Regions from separate parts of the Mus musculus genome. Here region 2 is linked to region 1. Evidence: chromatin loops called from intact Hi-C (ENCODE). Cell type or tissue: gastrocnemius. All regions are shown on one strand.

Evidence for each region. A loop is a pair of places that touch in the nucleus more often than their neighbours do. Peaks named below come from ENCODE experiments on the same cell type or tissue, not always from the same donor. Only the 100,000 strongest peaks of a DNase experiment are listed, where the experiment ranks them.
Region 2: a loop joins it to region 1, with 2.8 times the contacts of the local background. A loop is called at or near these places in 2 of 42 quality-filtered maps.

What each region holds. Positions count from the first base shown.
Region 1 is chr8:70,791,637-70,799,636 of GRCm38, forward strand. It overlaps Mast3 (microtubule associated serine/threonine kinase 3), which reads right to left and starts at 797. Exons shown (of 26, transcript NM_199308.2): 1 at 590-797. The coding sequence starts at 678. Mir7240 (microRNA 7240) reads left to right here and starts at 6,499; the gene lies at 6,499-6,556. In gastrocnemius, a CTCF peak has its summit at 3,936 (motif pointing left); DNase peaks (open chromatin) are centred at 840, 1,307, 5,446 and 5,862; H3K4me3 peaks cover 3,471 bases; H3K27ac peaks cover 3,078 bases.
Region 2 is chr8:71,469,947-71,477,946 of GRCm38, forward strand. It overlaps Dda1 (DET1 and DDB1 associated 1), which reads left to right. Exons shown (of 5, transcript NM_025600.2): 2 at 2,091-2,171; 3 at 2,249-2,300; 4 at 3,829-3,890; 5 at 4,542-6,151. The coding sequence ends at 4,652. It overlaps Ano8 (anoctamin 8), which reads right to left. Exons shown (of 17, transcript NM_001164679.1): 17 at 6,073-6,975. The coding sequence ends at 6,439. Among named protein-coding and RNA genes, the nearest start is that of Dda1, 4.8 kb to the left of the region's middle. In gastrocnemius, CTCF peaks have their summits at 3,308 (motif pointing left), 6,858 and 7,818 (motif pointing left); DNase peaks (open chromatin) are centred at 4,997, 5,202, 5,609, 6,594 and 1 more place; H3K4me3 peaks cover 2,593 bases; H3K27ac peaks cover 2,287 bases.

The sequences.
Region 1 (8,000 bases):
GGTTGGTTCCTTTCCCTTATGCTTAGACAAGACCTTGAAAACAACCATATTGGACGCCTCAGAGAACCTGGATCATCTCACTTGAGCACACATTAAATGCCAACTGCTTACACTGTTCCTTGCTCTAAAAGGCCTGTAAGCCATGGTAGGCACCACACTATCTCAAGGCCCAGTCGAAGCTTTGGATCGAGCACTCAGGGTCCTTGCATCTCAGACTTTTCCCAACTATGCTAACCTAAATACAGAGAAACACAAGCACAGAGAGGTTGAAGAACTACCTGGAGTCACACCGCACGGTAAAAGCTATCTTACAATTAGAACCTGGGTCGACAGTTGAGGCACCATCTCTCTTGGCCTCTGTGCCTTGCAAAGGAGGACCTGGGCCGAGGAGAAGCATGCCTTCTTGGCTGTAGACCTGCCACCCACTCGTCAGTCTGGGCCATGAGTATTTGCATCTGCGCCAACATTTCCGCTGAGTGTCCAGAACAGACTGCTTCATTCTTCCCAAATTCATCGCTTTGCAAGGCCCGAGTCCCAAGTTCAAATACCGGCGTCCACAGCTAGACCCTGCGCCCCAAGCCGTCCCTACCTTTTGGAACGCTGTAGCAGCGCACCCTTGGCCAGGCGGCTGCGGTGCCCCGGGGCCGCGACCGCGGTCCAGTAGCTGGGGTCGGACATGCTGCCGCCCTCCGTCTGCCCGGGCCTCGGCCAGATCGGCCGGATTCGGCCTGAGCCCCGTAGAGCGGCCCAGTGGCCGCGGGCAACAAGGAGCGCGCGCGGTAGCAAGGAGGAAGCCCGGCTGGGAGCCCCGCCCAGTCACGGGGCGGAGCCTGAGGGGGCGTGGCGTCGTGATGGAGGAGGAAGGGGGGCGAGGCGTTGCTACAGTGCTAGGCGGGGCGTTGCTAGGGTCCCCAACTAAGGAGCTTTTGTTGCTACAGCTCTGCCGGAAGCGCTGGGATGGAGCGCAGTTAGAACCCGCCTGTCGGTGCCCAGCATTGCCAGGGCCTTGAGGGACAGCGCGGGGCGTTGCTAGGGCCCCGAGCAGATCGGCGCGGCGTAGTGGACGTTGCTAGGGCTCTGGGACTAACGTGAGCGTTGCTAGGCCCCCTAGCAGCACAGGCAGGGGTTTGCTAGGGTTCTGAGCATAGGGGGCGGGGTTACCTGGCCGTTGCTAGGGCTCTAGGTAGCAAGGGCGGGGCGTTGCTATGGACCTCAGCAACACAGGCAGGTTGTTGCTAGAGCTCTAAGCACCAGGAGAGGCACCCTGACAGGAGAGCGAGGCGTTGCTATGGACCTCAGCAGCCCAGGCAGGGCTTTGCTATGGTTCTGAGCATTGGGGGGGCGGGGCTACCTGGCCGTTGCTAGGGCACTGCGCGGTGAGGGCGGGGCGTCGCTAGGGCCACAACAAGCAGGTGGGGCGTTGCTAGGGCCTGGACGGCGGAGTAGAGCTTTGGCGGTGCTAGTAGTGCAGGCTGTGACGGGTCTGCCCTCTGACTTGGAGGTGTTAGCCCTGCCTGGCTCTTCCCCTTTCCTTCCCATCTGTATGATGTCTGCGATGAACGCAGTGTGCATGGCCACGAAAGCCATTACCAAAGGCGATAAGTCATATATACTACAAACCAAAGGAATATGTCCTTTTCCCCCAGGTCCTAGGTAGCCAGTGGTCATTCTGACAGCACCCGACTCCCTGGACTTTTAGACACCGGATCAGAGCCTTGCTCGGATTTGAAGCTCAGATCCTATATTTGGTGCAAGAAGATAGCTGGGGAAACTGAGGCACATGCACCCAGGTTTTCCCCAACTCATCCTTGTCAAGTCACTCTGAGACTCTGCCACGTCTCCTCCAGGCTCTTTGCCACGTCAGGCGTTTCCCATGCTGCTGGCTGCAGCACAAACCCATATCCAGTCATTTATTCACTTGATAAACATTTATTGAACACTTACAGTTTACCTGCCTCTGGGACATCTAGGGGTGACTTCAAGGTAGTCCTTGATCTCAGATAAGGAGACAGATGAAGAATGTCAAAGAGTAACTTCAAAGAAAGAGGGATATAGCTGTGCTGGCAGAATGCTTGCCTGGCATGGAGGGCTCCATCCCAGCCCTCACCACACTTTTGGAGGTGGTAACACACACCTGTTGTCACAGGACTTGAGGGGTACAGGTAGGAACTTAAGGCCAGCCTGGACGATATTTCTTTCTCAAGAAATAGCAAAGAAGGCAAGCAGACAGGCAACATAATAATTTTGACCATGAGAAAGAAGAGAATCAGTGGGCATGGGGAAAGAGTGTCACAGATGGGGAGGAGGGTGCTCGCTGAGCTAACCACACAGCTGCAATAAGGATTGGAGCTCACTGAAAATGCAACAGGGAGCCATGGATGGTGTTAGAGCGCCTCCATGTCTGTCCTGGAAAGCAAAGAAAGACCTTTGAGAAGCTGGGATAGAGGGTTAAGCCTCTAGTGAGGAGCTGGTGGCATGAGGGGACAAAAGCTGAAGACTACATCATGGAAAGACCTGGAGAAAGGGAGTGGCTAGAGCCCAAGTTCTGAGTCACAAGGACAGGCCCTGAAGTGGCCACATGTGACCAAGAGGATCATGATCACCTTGTGTCAGGTCTGAGCACTGAGCTCAAAGCCTCCTGACTGTGGACACAAATGGTGATGGAGCCCTGGGCTTCATACACCTCCAGGAAGAGCCACCCACCACTGTTGTGCCTGGGAACACACCTCCACGACACACCTGATACACAGCTGTTTCCTTATCCCCAGCCACAGACTAATGCCTTAGCAGCCCACCTGGCCTGTTTCCCACTCTGAAGAACTGGGCTATGCAACTATCCAGAGTGCCTGCCTGGCAAGGCTGAGCATACAGGGGTCCCTGCTCACAGGTCCTCTGCCGAGGGGTTCTAGATGAAACCCTCTTGGGGCAGAGGCCATAACATCACCTGTGACTTGCTCTGGGGACTTTGCTTTATCTCTCTGCTACTGCTTAAATGGCAAAGCCTTGGGTATGTCTTAATCTGGCCAACCCATCCTGTTACCTCTTCCCACATTCCAAATAGCTGGACCACTGTCCCCAGCCCCCATACCCTGCACACCCCAGGTACATTCCCTCTGAGCCTGGCCTCCAAGGCCCTGGGCAGTCTGTGGCCTGTAGGGTCAAGTCAAGATGGCCTTTGACCCTAAAGGCCAACAGAGCCCCTCTACCTGCTTTCTTTTCTTTTCTCCTTTCTTTCCTTCTTTCTTTCTTTCTTTCTTTCTTTCTTTCTTTCTTTCTTTCTTTCTTTCTTTCTTTCTTTCTTCTTTTTTTGGTTTTTTTGGTTGTTTGTTTTTTTAGGAGACAGGGTTTCTCTGTGTAGCCCTGGCTGTCCTGGAACTCACTTTGTAAACCAGGCTGGCCTCGAACTTAGAAATCTGCCTGCCTCTGCCTTCCAAGTGCTGGGATTAAAGGCGTTGTCACCATCCCGGCCTCTACATGCTTTCTATTCATCAATGTCAGAGCATCAAATAAACATCTGCTGCATACTGGGCCCTGCCCAGAGCATACAGTGTGAGCAGAGAGATTCAGGCCAAGCCTTTTAGGGACTCTCAAGGTTGTAAAGGAAATAAACTCTCAACAATGGCGCAGAAAGGTGTCCTCACTCAGCAGGGTGTGTTCCTTCCACCAACACTGGGATCTGCTTGCACTCCGGAGGATGCACCTTAGAGTGATATGTCAGGGGACAGATGGGGAGAGGCAGGTGGGTCGCACAAGGTTGGGCATCATAAGGATTATGGGACACTCGAGGACCTTTTTTCCAACAGTACAGGGGCTCTTCCATACTGAGGTGTATAAATGGTTGCCAGACAAATCCCATTCACTCTGTTCCAGCACAGGGCAGTAAATGTGAGAGGCTCAAGGCTCTGGGGCTACAGGCAAAGTGGCTCTGCCACCCTCTGGTGGTAACTGTGGCTGCCTGGTAGGCTGGGCTCCAGTCCCCAGCAGTGCCTCCATTTCTTCTAGGTATAAGCTGTTTAGTCACATGCAACCCCAATTTAGGGTCCCTCCCTTTCCTCTCACCTGCCCTCCCCTGGGTTGGAACCAAGAACTTAGAGATGTATCTGACCTCACACTGTCTCCTAGGATGCCCTGGATCTCCTCCACCCACTCCTGAGGAAATGTGGCAACAGCAGTGCCTACCTCCCACTGGGCAACCCATTCCAGACAGACCAGCTTTCCTCCAGATGTCCTAATCACCACAAGACCTTCTTCCCCTCAAAAGGCTACCTCAGGACCTTTGCACTCAGTGCTAGCTCTCCAGTGCTACCTTCACCTAGCTCTGTCCATGGCTCCAATCCACTTCCCCAAGGGGTTAGCATTTGAACACTGTCACTTGTTTGCTCGCTGGCCACCTCCTCCAGCCAAACGAGAACCCTCGGAGGGAGATGTCTGCCATACTTGTTCACAACTATGGACTTTCTACTTGGCACACTGGTTAGGTGCCTAGTAGGCGTTTGCTGAGGGAATGAAGGTAACCCAATAGAAATTCAGTGTGGACTCCATAGTATATTGTCTTCCCCATTACAAAATCTATGGAATGTGCTAAGCAGCTCATTTATACTAAGGTGTAAATGGCTCCCAGGTAAGTCAAGACTTGACTTTCACATGGGCAAGTCCCTGATACCTGCCCCAGAGTCACAGAGGGTGGTGCTGACTCTAAGTGGGGTGTGGTGGCCAAGCTGGCCTCCAGATTTAGGGGGTCATAACAGGTCTGTCTCTGAGCCTCAGTTCCCTTAGTAGGAAATATGATCAGAGCAGAAATGGCTATTTTCAGTCTGGTGCAGCCTGTTGGGTTTGTGTGTGACCACAGGGAGTTTCTGGTCACTACCCAACAGGGCCCTGGGAATCCAGCACCTGTCTCAAGAAGTCCTTGGACTCAAGTTCTGACCTGGCCTGGGACACCTGTCCAGCTCTAGCCTGAGGCTGGGTGTTCCCGCGGGATGTGAAGCCAAGAAGGGGGTGACACTGAGGCCTGGGGCAGCGAGGGGGTGTGAAAGGCCCGGGTGGAGGGTGCGCGTGCTGGGCGGCGCCACTCACCTCCAGGGTTGCAGGCCCAGCGATGGGCTGCACGGGCTGCACGGGCTGCCGGGGCTCAACAGGCATGGGCTCTGGCTGCTGGGCGACAGACTGCAAGACAGAGGCGAGCGGTGACCCCGCGGCGACCCGGCGTGACCCCCGCGGATTCCCAGGGGTCGTACCGCGGTGCTCGGGCCTCGGTACTCACTCGAGCGTCAGCGCGGGGATCAGTAATTTCTCCCTGCGGGACTTCATGGCGGCGCCGCGGGAACCGACGCCCGGTGGCACCGGGCGCGAGCAGACGCGCTGGGACTATGGACAGAGGGACGCGCGCACCAGCGGCTGGCGGGGGCGGGGACTCAGGGCGGGGCTACGGGTTACGGGGCGTGTCCAGGAGCGGGACAGACGGTGGACCGAGGGGCAGGACTATAGGCAGTACTACAAAGATGCGGGGCTGAACTAAAGGATGATGGGGCGGGACTACAAGGTTCGGGTGGGGCTATGAGGTGTGGGCGGAGTTACAAGGGGAGCTATAGGTGAGGAGCTGAGCTTCTGGAGAGGTCCTGAGTAAGAACGTGGGCGTGGATTCTGGTGTGTAGACCGAGTTATAGAATGAGAGGCGGAGCTATGGGAGGCTTGGGAGAGAGGAGACTCTGAAGAGGGCGGGGCCTAGTACAACAGAGCCCGATGCGGCTGGTGGGGTTGGGCCTCAAAAGTGTACTATGGGCTGGGCGTTTGGAAGCAACTTGCAGGACCCCAGTCGCGCGGGGGTGAGGTGGTGGGCGGGGCCTCTGAGTGTGTGTGTGTGTGTGTGTGTGTGTGTGGACTCTGGCTCTTGGGCCTGTCTGTGGGCGGTACCGCTTAAGAACTGTGGTGGAGGGCAGGGACAGAGGCGGAGCCTCGCGCGGTGGGGCGGGGCTGAGCGCCCAGCTCTGGAGAGCGTGCGCGCTCGGAAAAGAGAGACCTGCGGGCAATCCTGGGGGGCTGCTGTCTGACCCTCTTTGACCAGTTTCCGGAACATTCAGCCGCCCAGCCACGGGCCGGGAGGGAAGAAGGCCTGGGTTCTGTGGCCTGGGATCTCCCACCCGAGATCTCATTGTCGTGTCCCCTCCCATCGTCGCGCCCCTACAGATCTGGTCCCTGAAAGCCCGGGGTCGAGTCACGTACAGCACGGGTGGCAGAGCTAGCAGCTCCTGGAGGACTCTGGCCCCGACTTTGCCCTCGAGGTCGGTGCACTGCGCTCCTCCCGTCCCCGGCCCCTCACAACGCACTAAGGACAAGGTCCAGCCCTGCCCCAGCCGTAGTACACATGATTTTGGGGCGACTGAGACCCTGTTCTCAGAACCTGCGTTTCTTCCTCTACCTCGCCCAGCCCCGCCTTCACTGCCAAAGCAGGTTCCACTCCTGGGCCCCCTGTCTGGAACTGTCCACACATTGACCGTGTTGGAGAGGACCGCCGTCGGACTCCTCCTGCCCTGCCCGCCGTTGGTCCTCTCCAACACCAAACCTCACCTCCTCCAAATGACCCGGGCGCCTGTCTCATTCCATTTAATTTTGCCTGAGCACACACTTTTCACGTTTTGTGTCCCCCCATTAAGAACCGGGGCGCCAGAGGGGTTGAAACATCTCTTTCCCCTGTTTCTCCAACGGGCAGGTGCTCAAAAACTTGTAAGCCTCCGACTGAGACATGCGCGACTTTCAAAGATGGGGCGTCCAAGGTTGTTTGCTCTCTGGAGCGAACAGGAGGTGAACCCCTCCCCCAGTCTTTGTTTATCCATCTGTAAACCCGGGACGCACCGAACAAAATGTTCTTTGAGCTCCAGAGCTCCCCAGATGATGGCAGCATCACAGATTCTGTTGGCCGGCGCCAAAAGGAAGCGAGTCTCTTGTCATGCAAGCCCATTCCAATGTACTTGGGTTAGAAGTTAATATTTCATAATCGCACCCTCCCCCCAGTGCTGAGAATCAATTCTTTCTACACTTATTCATTTAGTATAGGTCTGTCCCTGCACACACCTGGAGGTCTGAAGACAACTTTTGGGGCCGCCAATGCATCCGGAGCATGGCAGCAAATTGCCTTTAGCCACTGAGCCACCTCTGGAGCCTATGGCCTTCGAATCTTTGAACAAGCCATCTACACTGGAGTCACGGCCCCAAATATTGGTTTGTGTTTTGTTTTGTTTTGTTTTGTTTTGTTTTTTGGCAGGATCTTATGTAGTGCAGGCTGGCTTGGAACTGTCAATCGACCTCAGCTCCCTGGGTGCTGCTGGAATCACAGGCAACTATGTTTTGGCTGGACCCCAAGGTGGGAAGTTGTTGGGTTTTGTTTTGTTTATTTGTTTATTTGTTTTTAGATTTATTTATTTATATGTGTCTGAAGACTGTCTTCAGACACACCAGAAGAGAGCATCGGAACCCATTACAGATGGTTGTGAGCCACCATGTGGTTGCTGGGAATTGAACTCAGGACCTCTGGAAGAGCAGCCAGTGCTTTTAACTGCTGAGCCATCTCTCCAGCCCTGAGAAGTGTTCTTTGGGGGGTGAGGGCAAGGAAGGAGATTCTGGGGAAAGGCTCAGTGGTTAAAGCGATTGTTGCTAATGATAAGGAGTTCAGGGTCATGACAGCAGCCCACCTGTAACACCAGCCTTGCAAGGCAGAGACAGAGAATCTCCAGGGGGTTCTGGGATGACATCTCCTGCCTCAATGGATGCACAAATGGAAGGAGAGAAGGCAATGCTGTATTAATCATTGAATCAATTACTCACCCGCGCCCCCGTCGTGGAAGACTCAGCTCCTTCTGAAATGAGACAAAAAGTGTGGGGTCAACCTAGGAAGTGCCCCACCCTCTGCACCCCAACATCAGCTTCCCAAGACCCAGTCAAGACCTGTTCCCTGCTTACACACTGCCTCAGGGTCCTCCTGGTAACTTCAGCCTTCTGTGATG
Region 2 (8,000 bases), 680 kb after region 1:
TCAAGTGACGTGATTCCTGTAACCAGCTGGGAGTTCAAAACCTGCTCCGGGGTTGAGGCTTCCGTGGTTCTTTGGGATTGGGGTTCCCATCTGTGACCTGAGGCAGTGGCCATCCCTCACAGTTGGGCAATGATGAGTCCAGACCCCATATGCCAGCCCGCACCCTGGAGAATAGGTAGTGAACCCCACAGAAGAGTTTCTAGACAGGGAGAGTTGTGCTTTCCAGAGGCCTGTTCCACTTCCTCCCTACCCTCTCCCATCCCAGCCCTTTGGCCATCTTTAATTTACTTAGAATCAGGTTTTCAAAAAGGACACTTTGTGCGCTTTCTAACATATCAGGCATCCTTGAACCCCCCTGTGGTGAGTCTGTGCCTGGCTTCCTTTCATGGGCAGCACCCTGCTTTGTGACCTCATCCCCACCTGCTTAGCCCTTTCCTAGTGGCCACTTCCTCTGGTTCCCAAGTCCCTTCTGTCCCAGGACCTTTGCATCAGCTGCACCTCTGCCTGTGTGGCTTCCCTTGACCTCAAAGGCCCATGGGGGAGTTTACACCTATGTCTTGAGGCCTTATTAGCTCACAGGAGGAGGTTCTGTCTTCCTTTAGAAATGCAGACAGGTACACACTCATGCCTTAACCTGAGGGATCTCTGCTAGCCTTGCGCTCCCCCAGCCCCCATCTTGTTGCTTCCACCTCCCAAGTACTGGGGTGACAGCTGTGGGGGGCATAAGTAGAACAAGACAGTCTTCTGCATGGCTGCCCCAGACTTGCCTGGACCCCACACTAGCCTAGCTTTTGCTACCAAGCCACACATAACACCCTCTAGGCTAATGGACCCAGGTACCTTGGTTCTGGAGCCCCATGTCTATAGCAGTGCTCTGGCCTGGGGGTGTGGGGAGGGAACTTTGAAACCTGCACCCTGGGTGGTCTGGTGTGTTCCTTTTTTGAGCCAGAGCAGCCGATTAAAGGCGGAGAACAGAGACACTGAGGCTGCCTAGCCACGATCCAGGCCTGCAGAGGGGGTGGGCCATTGGCACAGCACCTCTGCATTATTGGAGCATCCCAGGCCTGGGCCTCGGGAATGTCACAGGGAGCAGTACTGGGGGCCTGTGCCCGGCTGTACATTGGTGGATGCCATTGCTCACTGGCAGGCACATGATAGCACACATGGTGACATGTCAGGGCAGGGCACACTAACTGTGGTTCACGTGGTGCCCCTCCCCAGACCCGAGTGATAGTTGGTAAACATCCTGGCTGCCTCCCCAAGTAAAGCAGAATGAAGACAATTACAGGACCCTCTCCAATAGCAGCCAGCTCCTTCTGTGGGTATAAAGTGGGCCACCCCTACCCAGGCCAGGCCTGGGGCTCCCCAGAAGCAGGCCTGGCTGGCCATTCACATGCCTGTAACTTTAGTCCACATTGACTTTTTGAGGCAAGGTGTTGTGACCATGGCCAGGCAGCTCTCAAGCTGACAGACCCTCCAGTCTCTGTTCCCACCCTGAGCTGGGACAGCAGGTGGGTACCATGCCCATCTTCTGAAGTATTCTCTCATTATTGCCCCCCTCCATGTGCATACACACACATACATACACCGTGTCTCTGTGTAGCCCTGGCTGTTGGAATTCCCTCTGTAGACCCACTGGCCTCAAACACTGTCTCCTGAGCACTGGGACTGAAGGCATTTACCACCACTGCCTGGCTTCAGTATTGCTTTGTTGTTGTTTTGAGATAGGGTCTCACTCTGTAGCCCAGGCAGGTTTGGGACTTGTAGTAATCCCCCTGTCTTAGTCTCATGGATGTTGGGATGGCAGGCAGGCAGGCACTGCTGTGCCCAGAGGAAGTATAACTTTAAACAGCTTCTGGGCTAGTGAGATAGAGAGCAGGTAAAGTGTTTACAGTTATGCCTGGTGACAGACAGACCCACCTGGAAGGGGAAAGTGACCTGAATATCTTGTCTTCTGAGCGTGTGCGCACATGCGCGCGCACACATACAAACAGCAACACCCATACACCGTCCCTCACACAAACATACATAGCACCAGATGGGTGTACCCTGGTCTGCACTGGAGGTCTCACAGCCACCCCTGTCTCCAGGCAGACTTTCTGAAAGGCTTGCCCGTCTACAACAAGAGCAACTTCAGCAGGTTCCACGCGGACTCTGTGTGCAAGGCCTCGGTGAGTGTGGGGCTGGGGGTGGCGTCACTGTCCTGAGGATGAGGGTTGCCAGCTAACCCACCGCTCCCCATCCACAGAACCGCCGTCCCTCAGTATACCTGCCGACCCGAGAGTACCCGTCAGAACAGAGTGAGTACTGTAGGGCTTTGCCCTCCGCACAGCTAGGAAGGGCCTGTGGAGGGGTAAGGGGTTATCCTGGGGACAACAGCCCACTGTGCCTAGGAGCAGCAGACACTGGCTCTCCTCAGCCTTGACTGCCCTGCTCTCTCCTGCTGTCTGCATATCAAAACCATAAACCGGGGCTCCACCCCAGCATAGCAGCACATGAAACAGGCAAGATGAGCCCACCTGCTATCCCAGCGCTCTAGATGCTGAGGCAGCAGGATCAGAAGTTTAAATATGAGTTTAGATCTCATGTGAGAGCCAGGTGCCTCAGCTGCAGTCTGTAATGGGAATCAGCAGTCTAGGACCAGCCAGCCTGTGCAGCAAAGAATGAAGGCTCATCAACAAGGCAAAGGTGAGGGCTAGTACCAAGGTTGATCTCTGCCCCCCACACACACAGTCCGAGGCACATGTGTACCCACATGGATGCTCAAAAAGCACGGAAATGGTGAGGGCCATGATTCTGCTTGGCCTGTGGGCAGTGTTGTCCAGGTCCTGTGCTGTGGCGTAGGAGAAAAGGGGCTGGTGGTTTTAACTGTCAAGAAAGAATCTGGAAGCCAGGCTTGGTGGTGCATACCTCTAAGCCCAGCACTAGGGAGGCAGAGGCTGGTGGGTTTCTGTGAGTTTGAGGCCGGCCTGGTTTATAGAGTGAGCTTGAGGACAGCAAGAGTGATACCTGGTCTCAAAAAAATAAACCACATAGTCTGATGTCCAGGAGACGGCTCAGGAGGTATAGATGTCCACCACCAGGCTGATTCAGTCTCCTAGTAGAGGAGAGAGACAGCTCCCCCAGTGTGTACCCCCACCTAGCCCAGCAAGGGCCATCTATGTGCTCAGGGTTAGCACTTATTGCTGCTGCAGCAGCAGGGGACCCAAGTCCAGACCCCAGCATCTTGCTGTGCCTCATGAACACCCTGTATCTCTCTCTCGCTCCAGAGGATACAACGCCCTCTTGTGGCCTCCTGGGACATGCACAACACCCCCCCCCCCAAACACACACACACAAATTTAAAATAATCAAAATCAATTCTTAAAAACAAAATGGATCTTTTTAGGAACCAGGAAAGAGGGCAAGGCTCATGCATAATATAGTTCCCTGCCGTGGGTGAGGCCACGGGTTCTGTCCCCAGTACCCAAACCTCGCTGTTGCCTCGAATTTCTTCCCTGGTGTCTCACCACCTTGGATGGACCCTGGGAGAATACAGAAGCAGACAGGAGGTAACCTCAGCCGAGTGCTAGCCTGTGTCCTGGAGCCTGGGCTCCATCTTTGGTACTGAGGCCATGTTCCAAACAGGCTGTCCTAGCCTCAGAGCCTAATGGGGGTTCTCAGGGCAGTGGAGGCTGAGGCAGAGTTGGAGCTCTGTACTCAGAAGAGAAATGCCAATCTTTAGACATTTCTAAGATAGTAGTGCTGAATTTGAGCTCCATTTCTGGCAAGGCAGGCCAGGAGGCCAAGGTGCAGGTCTTAGACTCACTCTCTCTCTTTGCTTCTCAGTCATTGTGACAGAAAAGACGAACATACTTCTGCGGTACCTGCACCAGCAATGGGATAAAAAGGCAAGGTTCTTTCTGGGGACTGGGGATATTTGAGTGGGAGCCTTGAGGGTTGAGTAGGAGTTCTTTAGGTGACCAGGACAGTGGGTATGTAAGAGACAGGATTCTGCACTGCACAGCCTGGGTCCTGCCCACCTGGTACATGACTGTCACCCCAGCACTCAGGAAGCCGAGAGGCAGGGTTTTGAGTCAGCTTGAAGTACATGAAACCATGAATTTGGTTTTTTTTTGTTTTTGACACAAGTCTCACTGAGCCCAGGATGTCCTCATACTTATTAGAGTGATCCTCCTGCCTCTTGACTTCCAGGTGGTAGTCTATAGACCTATGCCACCACAGCCAATTTAGATATTGTGTAAAAAAACATATCCATCCACCCTGCCTGGGTACCTTGCAGGGTGCCCCCAGGTGGCTGGCTGATGACTCCCTCTAGGCCTTTGAGAAGAGGTCTTTGACAGAGATGCACAACTTTAATCCCAGCACTCCAGATGCTAAAAGGAGGTTCTCTGAGTTTGAGGCTAGCCTGATCTACATAGTTTTGGGACACCAACGCTATGTAGAGACTCTGTCTCAAAAAGGTGGGGGGAAGACCCATGCCACTGGCTGCCCGGATGCTGTCCTCACCCTTAGACTCTCTCCCCTTCCCCCACCTCCAGAATGCTGCCAAGAAGAGAGACCAAGAGCAGGTGGAGGCGGAGGGCGAGAGCTCAGCGCCACCTCGCAAGGTGGCCCGGACCGACAGCCCCGACATGCCGGAGGACACCTAGGTCCTGTGCATCTCCCCTCATCTGTCAGCTCTGTCCACTCCCACCCGCGTGTGTAAGCGCGGCCCGCCTCCTACATCCAGCCCGCGCCCTCCAACCGCATAGGATCCATGTATTTATTTTCCTTGAGTTTTTATTTATGCTGTAACTCGTGTCAAGCATTGGTTAAAGGGACACCAGGCCCAGCCGCGAGGTATCAGTACATGCTTTTTAAAGCACAGTGGTGCCCCCCACCCGGCCACCCACAGCGAGACCTCGCCAGAGTCTAGAGCCCAGGGCGGGCTGGTCCCCCAACACACCGAGCGGCCTTTCGCTCCTTCCTACCCACAGGCCTGGCCGGATTGCAGGTCCTCCGGGTCCTCCTGTGCCCAGGCCTCACTCTGAGCCCGTGCCAGGGCAGGAAAGAGCTGGCTCCTCTGGATCTTTCTTTTACATCATTTATCATGGACTAGCCCGTGCTCCACGTCCACCCCAATAAAAGGACCTTTCCTACTCCACACGGCGTCTTTGCTCCGCAAACTTTGGCCGGAGCCACTGGGACCTGTAGGAACCAACCCCTGCCTGGGGTCCTTGGGGCCAGGTCCCCTGGGAGACTGAGCCCAGGATAGTACCACGGGGCTAACCAACAGCCACCCACCACTGGGTATCATGTGCAAGGCCCGCCAACCTCCAGCACTGGTATCCATCTGGCCACTCGAGAACATTGCAGGGCTGAGGTGGCCACATTATCATTGGGATATGGGGGAACTACCTGGACTGGTAGAGTGGCTGTGCACCCTCAGCTGTAGCATGGTACTCACTGCAAGGATGGGGTTCTGAGGACCCTGCATACTTGTGAAGGCTAACGGTGTCTGTGTTCACTGGGGGCCATTATTATTTGGCTGTGGCCCTACTGACCTGGGCCTGGTATGGCCCTAGTAGCATCTCAGCCTCATGCTGTGACTTGGCAACTGCCGCCGTGCCCTATTAAACCCTGGGATGCCCTGGCCAGAATCCTCCACGGTACCGTTCCTGGAGCTGCTCCCTGTGTCTGCCTCTGAAGGCCTCTCCCCTTTCAGATACAGGCAGAAGTTTCTCCCACTCTCAGGTCTTGGTCTGAATTCCAACTGCCTTCCTATGATTGCCTTTTGCTGTGCTACTACTGTGCATTCTTGGGAGTCACCTGGACCACCCAGGTTCCTGCAGGTGGGCCATATGACCTGAGTCTAGGCTCAGCAGGCTGCTCCCGGTGCAGAACCTCTGTCCTGGGCACCCCTATGAGTGAACCATGTCACATCTGGCTGAGGTGTGGAGTGCCATGTGTATCTGGACCCAGACCAGAGAGGACCTGGACCTCCTAGAGGCCTCATTCTGGGAGAACTAGGGTGCTCAGCCTCCAGCCACGGATCTGGCAAGGCCCCTTCACTGCTCTGACCTCGAGCACTGTTGAAATAGACATTTTATTGCATTTCTGCCGTTTTACAAAAATATGACAAAATAAATTAAAAACAAATAAATAACCGCCCATCCTGTGTATTTTTCTGTATTGTGGGGGGTCTGCTCGAGGCCCCCATCCTGGTCGGGAGAACGGCAGGGGCGCGGCGGGGCTAGTGGCGGGCTGTGGGCCAGCAGGCAGGCTGTGCAGGGGCATCCGCTGGGACATCCGCGGGGACACGGGGCGGGTTGTCGCCGCAGCCCCAGGGCGCGTCCCAGCGCCAACAGCCAGCAGGAGGCGAGGCGGACCCTGCGGAGGGAGAGCGCGGTTCGCAGGGCCCCACGGCGCCCACTGCCCTCGCGACGCGCGCCCCGGTTAAGGCCTGTGACCTGCGTCCTCCGGCCGCGGTTCGGGCTCGGCGGCCGCGGGCTCGTCCCCGGCGCTCCTGTGAGCGCGCGCGCCGCCCCCGGGGGCCCCGTTGGCTGAGGGCTCGCGCGCCGAGAATGCGAACAGCTTCCCGGGCCGCGGCGGGGACGGGCCTCGCTCCGGAGCCTTGAGGAAGCGCAGGCTGAGGAAGGCGGGCAGGCGCGTGTCCGCGGGCGAGCGCGGCGGGGGCGCGCACCCGGTGGGCGCGGGCGGCCGAGTCTGCAACGGGATGATCTGCTTCAGCCGCAGCACAGGTCCGGGTGGCAGCAGCGCTCCGGGCCGTCGGGGCCGCTCGCTGCCCTTGGCCTTGGCAGCGCCCCGCTCCGCCACGGGGTCAGGACCCGGCGCCTCCGCGCGCGCCTCCTCGCGGCCTCCCGTGTCGCGCTCCCGCCGCGCCTGCTGCTCCGCGTGCCGCTGCCGCTCCTCCTCCTCGCGCCGCCGCCGCTGCTGCTGCTGAAAGCGCTGCTGCGCCTGCCGCTCGTGCCGCTGCGTATTGGGGGAGACAGGCGGGCTGAGAGCCGACTACGACCAGGCTCCGAACCCCTGACCAGCCGCCCCACCCCATCCCCCCCCCCCCCCCCCCAGTGCCTGAGGAACTGAGAGAAGACAAGGAAACTCGGGGCTGCTGCTCAGAGAGAAGGGGATGGGGAGGCTATTAGACCTGCTGGGGCTTTCTCAGGAGAATCTACCCACCCCTTTCCCTTTCTTTGTTTTTGAGACAGGGTTTCACGGTGTAGCCCAAATTCTGAATCTTCCAGCCTCACCCTCCCCAGTGCTGGGATCACAGACATGAGCCACCACTCATTATAAATTAACTAAAATTCAGTTTGGAACTGATGAGGACCAGCAGTGGAGCCACAGCCTAGAATCCCGCCCTGAAGGAGTGGGGATGTGACTCAGGTAGACTGACAGCCTAAAATCCTGTCTCCTGGTTGGACACTTTCCTAAGTCTTCCCTAGAAGGTGCAGTTCCTTGGCCCTTCATGCGGTTTGCAGAGGAGTTTGTTAGAGGCGGACTGGCAAGCTGAAGAATGAACATTCTTAAGAGCTTGTGGCGTCAAGAATCAAGACAACACCCACTGCGGTGAGCGCAAGCTACAGTCATCCCTTAGTATCCATAGGGGTTGGGTCCTGGACCCACAAGCATGGATGCTCTGGTCCCTTCTACAGTGGCATCCTGCTTTTCTATACGCTCGCTCACACCCTCCTGGGGGCTGAAGAGATGGCTCAGTGGTTAAGAGGAGCCCGGTTTCCTTGCCAGGACCCACATGGCAGCTCACAGCCATCTGTAACTTCCGTTCCAGGGGATCCGACGCCCTCTACTGGTCTCCAAGGGCACTGTATAAACACAGTGCACATGCACACATGCAAGCAAAAGACGCATCCCGTAAAGTTAAATAAATGCAAACAAGAAAGTCTTGGGATGAGTCGCTGGGAATGCCATATGGGAGCTGCTCTGCGGAGGCACCGTGTCCCGTAGTTGAGGTCCCAGCTAACTGAGAGGCTGCGAAT